Regions from separate parts of the Homo sapiens genome. Here region 1 is linked to region 2. The links are chromatin contacts, found by Hi-C or POLR2A ChIA-PET in ENCODE. All regions are on one chromosome and are shown on one strand. Each heading gives the region's core, a stretch centred on a gene start or an enhancer-like site at or near the end of the contact. The rest is flanking DNA. Distances are from core to core; before and after follow the strand shown.

Evidence for each region. Hi-C counts contacts between places; a loop is a spot of excess contacts on that map. ChIA-PET counts read pairs that join two places held with the same protein, here RNA polymerase II (POLR2A). Pooled maps may share reads with other maps.
Region 1: a loop to region 2 is called in a map of tibial artery, with 5 times the contacts of the local background. The contact joins the promoter of CTNNB1 here to the enhancer-like site in region 2. A Hi-C loop is called at or near these places in 3 of 168 maps with a recorded cell type or tissue (ascending aorta, endometrial microvascular endothelial cells and tibial artery) and 9 of 50 pooled maps. POLR2A ChIA-PET finds 5 or more read pairs at or near these places in 6 of 52 experiments (H1, SK-N-SH, WTC11 and 2 more).

The regions. Positions count from the first base shown.
Region 1 is chr3:41,198,013-41,201,656 of GRCh38, forward strand. CTNNB1 (catenin beta 1) reads left to right here and starts at 1,493. Exons shown (of 15, transcript NM_001904.4): 1 at 1,493-1,658. RefSeq lists silencers at 894-1,353, 1,784-1,903 and enhancers at 1,196-2,142, 1,484-1,543, 2,254-2,363.
Region 2 is chr3:40,999,107-41,002,521 of GRCh38, forward strand. No RefSeq gene overlaps it. Among named protein-coding and RNA genes, the nearest start is that of CTNNB1, 200 kb to the right of the region's middle. Within about 2 kb of position 1,490, at least 2 of the 41 ENCODE cell types and tissues checked have a DNase peak (open chromatin) inside an H3K27ac peak, as active enhancers do; they include ascending aorta and tibial artery, where a contact is called at or near this core.

The sequences.
Region 1 (3,644 bases), core at 243-2,742, 200 kb after region 2:
CGGCAGTTGGCATTACCACTTATATAGTAAAATATCTTTAAGACAAAAATAAAAGTTATTTAAAGAATACGCTGGCCCTGAAACATGAGCTGTGCCTTAAACTACATATCCTACCTCCATGAGTGAATGAATAAGTGGGTTTTCCGCCTGCATCTATGTGTTAAGACCTATTGTTTGCTTGTATTAATTGTAGTCCTGGGATAAAAGCACAGAGGTAACTTTCACTGCTGCTTTTTGTACTCTCTCCAATGTTTTGGAGGAAAAATAAGCACAAACAATAGCCTAGAGAAACTGAATCGATCATACTTGTTGCAGCTTCGACAAACGTCAATTTTGCTGCATTAGAATGGGAAACATTTTTCAGTCTATTGAAATGAATTACAAACGTTTTTAAATAGAAAATTAGTTAAAAAATTGGAGGCTGCTTAATCGATAGCTTTCTCTATAAACATACTTGGATTTCACAAATAAGTAATACCGTAAAAATCTTCTTCTCCAAAGAAAAATCCCCACAAATAAATCTATTGATACCTAGTGACAAGTGGAACCAGATAAAAATGGAATCTATAAGAATTAACCTAATTGACAGCGCTCTGGAGCTAATCCATTTCCATTAGTTATTTGTTCACAGTAGGTACTCCTAAGGACTTGTTGAATTGCGGGCTTGGCGCCCGTTCTACGGAGAGTTCACAGCCTTCGTGAGTGGGGACAGAAGGCGGCTCGGCCCGGTGATTCAGGTCGAAATTCAAGCTGAACAGCCTGCTGAGAGGTGGGATCCACCATCCGGACAGTGGGGGGCTTTGGGGGTGCTGTGAGACTGGGCTGCGACCCAGGTCCAGCAGGGAGTGTGCGGCACAGACCACAAGGTCGGCGAGGCCCCCTAACCCGCGCCCGGCCGGGAACCCGCAGACCAGCGACGGGGCAGCTGCGGGGCCAGGAGCGCCCCAAGACGGGCGGGCGCTGAACCCGAGCCCCTGCCGCCGCCCTGGCCCCGAACTTCCGCCCTCCCAGGACCTGTCCCGGCCGCCCCGAGCGGTACTCGAAGGCCGGGGCCGAGATGCCACCTTCCGCAGGCCGCGGGAAAGGCGCGCCGAGTCCTGCAGCTGCTCTCCCGGTTCGGGAAACGCGCGGGGCGGGGGCGTCGGGCTTGGGACAGGGGAGGATACCAGGGCCACCTTCCCCAACCCAGGCCGCGGGGGCCCGGCCTCCCCGATGCAGACCACAGCGCCCTCACGGGCTGCCCTCAGGCCGCGCAGCGGGCAGCCGCCAGCCGTCACCCCGGGGAGCGTCCGTGGGGTGCCCAGGCACCCCACCCCGGCCCGGGGCGCTCAGACGGCAGCAGACTGCTGGGCGGCGCGGGGACTACTTTCCACCGCCCCCTCGCGCCCCGCCCCTTGTCCTCGCGCGGCGGAACGCTCCGCGCTGCGCCGGTGGCGGCAGGATACAGCGGCTTCTGCGCGACTTATAAGAGCTCCTTGTGCGGCGCCATTTTAAGCCTCTCGGTCTGTGGCAGCAGCGTTGGCCCGGCCCCGGGAGCGGAGAGCGAGGGGAGGCGGAGACGGAGGAAGGTCTGAGGAGCAGCTTCAGTCCCCGCCGAGCCGCCACCGCAGGTCGAGGACGGTCGGACTCCCGCGGCGGGAGGAGCCTGTTCCCCTGAGGTGCTTGGGCGCTCCTTTCCTTATCCTTCCGGGGCTGCTCCCGCTTCCTCTCGGAGCCAAACTTCGTAGCAGGCGCGCGGTCCGGGCGGCGGGCTGGGCGCAGCCGGGAGGCCTGGGGTTGGGAGCGGGGAGCTCAGGTGGGGGACGGTGAGGGTGGGCCGCGCCCGGGGCGCGGAGGGCGGCGGCCGGGCCCGGGTTCCGGTCGCGCTGCCTCTCTGGGGCCCTGGGGGCATCGCTTGCGGGGAGGGGGCGCCGCGGGGGCGCGTACAGGAGCCCGGATGGCAGGCGGGGTGGGGGTGGGGGTGGGGGTCTGTGGTTTCCGTCCGGGGCTCTGGCCTTGGCCGAGTTTGGGGGAGGGACCCGGTGCCTCGGGATGCGCCGGGCCCTGGGTGGGGGGCGGGGTGGGGACGGGGGGCTCCGCCTTCTCAGCTCTTGCGGCGAGTTGGGGTTCGGGCGCTGAGGCAGAGACGCCACCCTAAGTCCCATCAGTCCTGGGGATCGGACCAGTGGACTTTCTCTTAAGATTTCCTCTTTCATTCTTAAGAATAGAAGTGTTATTATTTTTTTTAATGCCCTGGCTATGTGAGTTTGAATCGAAGCAACTTTAAACCTTAGAGCAACTAAACTCTAAGTGCAGCGGGTGCGATGCGTCAGTAGGGTGAGCACATAAAAAATCCATGTCTTGCACCTGTATTTTAGCGTACTATGCAGGTGAGTGAAAGCAGTGGATAATGTACTGGGAGTCTTATGGATTTATGGTAGTGGGTATGAGACCCTGGTGAAATAAGGGGGTGGAGGAAGGCGAAGGTGATGGCTTACTGTTTCTTACCAAGTGAACTGCAGGATTCAGCCTCTGACTCAGACCGCTTCGAGAATTTTGTTCGTAGAAATAATTTAAATTTATTCAAATAGTTTGATGGCAGCTAAAATTGAATTATAGAGCACGTTTTCTTTTCAGCGGAGTGAATTTTTCCTTCGCTCCAAAGCTGGCCAAATGGAATTCAAGCATTGCAACTTCTTTCAGTGTTTTGTCTGGAGAGAGGACTTTGAACCGAGACTTTTCGAAGTTAAGTTCCTATAGCCTGCTTCTGAATCTGCCAAGCTTGAAAGCTTTGGCAGTTGGGTGTATGTAGTTGTTGCCTTCGTTCTCTTCCCTTTTGGAGGGAGCGTTGTCTCCTACTTTGTATCTTCCAGACATCTGTGGTCTTCCCCCCACCCCTCGAGTTTGTGAGTGGTGAATGAAGAAAGACTAGGCTGCTGGTATGCAGAGGTCGGCAAAAGGAAATCGAGGAGTGGTTTTAGTGAAATGAGAGCTTTGTATCATGAATAATGGTGGCTTAGGCTAGACATCAACTTGAAGAGACGGCAGCATTTCCTTTCATAAAGTCTAGGCTAATGTTTTTCAGATCGCTAAGTTGTAGTTTGTCTGGAATTTAGGAAGCCATTTCAGTATTTGTCACTTGGTGAACGAACATTCAATACCTTCAGATGTCTTCGTGTTGACTTGTATTCATCCTAAGAAATAGTAAATATAGTCTCAAGTGTTATTTATGTTATACTGCTGGTTTATTCTCTGCTTAAATTATTGACATAAATTTCTACTTTGGAGGCTTTTCGTTTGAACTAAGGCTGTGCGGAATTTATTTTACTTTTATATTTAAATCTTTGAAAAATCTCTGATTAAAAAAAAAGTACCCTTAAAGGTTTGAGGATGTCCTTTCACACCAGACAAAATTTGGTTAATTTGCGCCCAATATTCATTACTTTGACCTAACCTTTGTTCTGAAGGCCGTGTACAAGGACAAGGCCCTGAGATTATTGCAACAGTAACTTGAAAAACTTTCAGAAGTCTATTCTGTAGGATTAAAGGAATGCTGAGACTATTCAAGTTTGAAGTCCTGGGGGTGGGGAAAAATAAAAAACCTGTGCTAGAAAGCTTAGTATAGCATGTAACTTTAGAGTCCTGTGGAGTCCTGAGTCTCCCAC
Region 2 (3,415 bases), core at 240-2,739:
TATTTCCATCCCCAAGACATGGGGCTGCCGTTTGTGTGTGTTTGTGTGTGTGTGTGTGTGTAAAGGCAGAGCCTACTAAGAGTGAAGAAGAGGCTGAAGCTGTCAGGCAGCTGTTACGGGTTCTCTCCGCTTCAGGGTGCCAGCCGCTTCCAGCTGCATCTCTTTGCCCATGGGCTTTCTCAGAACTCTCCGAAGGCTGCACTGCCTGAGTGCCCAGCAGCTGGAAGCGCCGGGGAATTAATACTCCCTCAGGGAGGCCCTCTACCATCGACTGATGGGAATTGTTGCCCCAGCTGCCTCGCCCCTCAGGTGGGTAACACTGAGGCATGCAATCCACCAGGTTTCCCAGAGCTGCACTGTGGGATTAAGCTCCAGATACCCACAGGGAGAGCTGGCTGGATCCTGCACCGCTTTTTGGCTATCTTCCCTTCCCTGTCTCACTTCCCCACACTCTCACTGGTACCTCCTGCATCTTCCAAATCACAGTCAAATTCTTGCCTCAGGGTCTGCTTTGGGGAAACCCACATTAAAAGGTGGCAACACCAAGGACACAGTTAAAATAACAAAAGGAGGCAAGGAAAAGTAGTCTCAGTCATCATTTGAACCCTGGATCAAGTAATGTCTGAGGCAATACAGCATTTTTTTTCCTTAAACAAACCTGGTATTTTTTTTTGTCAGTTGCAACACTGAGTCTTAGCAGATATATCTAAAATTGTGCAAAAACCACTGGACAACACTGACACTGCCATTCCAGATCCTTCACAACGTGGTTCCAGCCTTAGCTTCTCCAACACTCTACCCCACCCTTCCCCACCTCCAGACACAGACCAGACTGGGCTCCTCACTGATAGTGGAAACCCTCCATGCACTTTTGTACAGTCAAGCCATTTCTGCCACTAGGCACATCCCACTCATGCACCCAGCCCTTCTCTGTTGGACCAAATGCCATCCATCTTGCAGGGTTCGAGTCTGGAGCCCTCTTTGCTCCCTTTACCCAGGTCAAAGTCTCCTCCATTTTCTGGCAAGATATTGTTCACTTCTCATGGCACTTTCCATGTTCCTCTCATGTGTATAATAGCAAGAATTTTCTATTAAAATTACCACCTGTCTCAGACAGGAGGCTCTGGATGCTGCTCTTGCCTTGTGTCTAGGTCTGCCTAATGGTTACACAGGTGTGTTCACTTTGTGGAAAATTATCAAATGATGTGCTTCTAATGTGTGCACATTACCTGTTAATAAAATCATTTATTTAAAAATAAAATATCAGCTGCAATCTAAAGTTCTCATGGCAGAGGGAAAGTCCTTTTTTCCTTCTGAGTGCTATGATACATTTGGGTTATACAACTTGAGGATTAGGAGATGGCTGAATGACTTGCCCCCAAGGAGGAAGAATTGTGGCTTCCCAGAGTCGGGAAGAGTGGGTGAGCAGGATAGACGGAGGAAAGGAAGAACAACCACATACCCACAAGGCGATTGCCACTCCGTGACTCTCAGCTTTCAACACATTATCTAAATTCACAAAATGCTTGGCACAAGTGGATTTTTTCTGGACTGTGGTAAAGTGGCTTAGTTCCATGTGTCCACTGACGCAGAATGAGATGTTGTTAGCATACTTGATTCAGGAGTTGGCAGTAAAGAGCCCCAAGAGAGGGTAACTCTGAAAATTAGTGTTTGTCACTGGGAGGACGTCAGACTTTATGGGGCCAAAAAATTGGATGTTGAAGCCAAGTTTAGTCCCTACCAGAGGAATAGGAATATGATACAGTGTTCTCAGTATGTCTTTTCTCCTTTATTGGTCTGTAAGGTTCTTGAGGTTGAAAATAGCAATTGGATGGGTGAAGAGAGAGAAATATTTCCCCTTTACTTGTCCTCTTTTCTCAACTCTAAACACAAAAAGGTGCCGACCAAAATATTTTTTGCATGAAGTAATGAAAAATAGAGAAGAGGGACTTGGTATTCTTGGATAGACAAGAATTCTCCTGATATAGAAGCGCCTAAACAGTATAAAGAACAAAAAAATTATAGTTGAAGACGAGGCTGAAATCTCAGTTTAACCACTTACTAGTTGTGTGACTTTGGGCAAGTCACAGCCTCTCTGAACTTCAGTCTTTTCATCTATAAAGTTGGTGCCTAAGGAAATAATTTTATAAATGGTAAACTGCTTTTTAGATTTCTGTGTTGACAGCATTGTTTTCAGGACCTGCATTCTAAGCTGGCAAGGCTTGCCTGAACAGTGTAACTTTTCTGCACACAAATTCCTCCCCCATGAGTTTGTAAACTCTGGCACAGCTGGAACAGGTATCAAAAGTATAGAAATGCAAATATTCATTGATTGAATTCGCACAGAGGTGTAAGTGATTCTTGGTAGATTCGTTCCATAAAGAATAGGTTTTCTTTGATGAAAGGACACTGGGAATTTTAGCAGGATGGGGAGAGGCCACAAGAGAAGGGACTGGGGCCACTGGCAACTTCATTTCAAATGCCATTAAGAAAAGGCCCTCATACCTCCCCTGCTGTATCATCACTGCTATGTGTTATTGTCATTTGTGTTCCTATCTCGTTGAAGTAGGCAGATGTTACATGAACTTTGGATAGAAATGAACCAGGTGTGAAATGTGTCTTCTCAAAGTAACACCTGCAGGAAGTTGCACCTGGCCCTTCTTCTCAAAGTGCCTCCCAGTGAGGGAGTGATGTTTGCCAGATGCACCCTTCCAGCATCCCTGTAGGGCCCTACCCAGTAGTGGGTGCAGCAGTTATCCTGTAGATCAGGCCTTCTGACTTTTGGGTGGCTAAGGAATCCCTGGGAGTTTTGTTTAAATGAAGACTGTAGTTCTGCAGGACTGGGGTGGGGTCTGAGATCCTGAATTTCTGACAAGCTCTCCCAGGTGATGCTCATGCTGCTGGTGCATGGACTGTGCTTTTAGGAGCTAGGCTGCAGAGGCTTGTTAAATTAACAAATGAATGAATAAGTAATAAATGAATTAATTTGTTAAAATTCCATTACCTATATTATCAGTCGTAGCTCTTTCATCTACTAAGAGACTCTTACCTGTCTGCCCCTCCCAGGAAATTGCAGGTTATTATTTGCAGGCAGCTGTCTGACAGGAAGCCAGGATCTGTCTTCAGCCATGTGGCCTGTCTCTGCTTTTGAGCAGCAGCTGCCTACCCCTCGGCCCCCACACCCCCAGCCTGTGCCCTGTAACTCACCAGGTAGCATTTGATGTGAAGATGAAAGGACCGGCACACCTGGGTGTCTGCCCCACTCTCCAAGCTCTACTTCCTCGACATCAATCAGTCCAACCCTCTCACTGATTCAAATTAAAAGCTGAGCTCCCCAGCTCCTGCTGCAACAAATTCTGGTTCACAACTGAACCCAACACCAGCTCAGCCTGGCCCAACCCCAAGAATAGGTGGT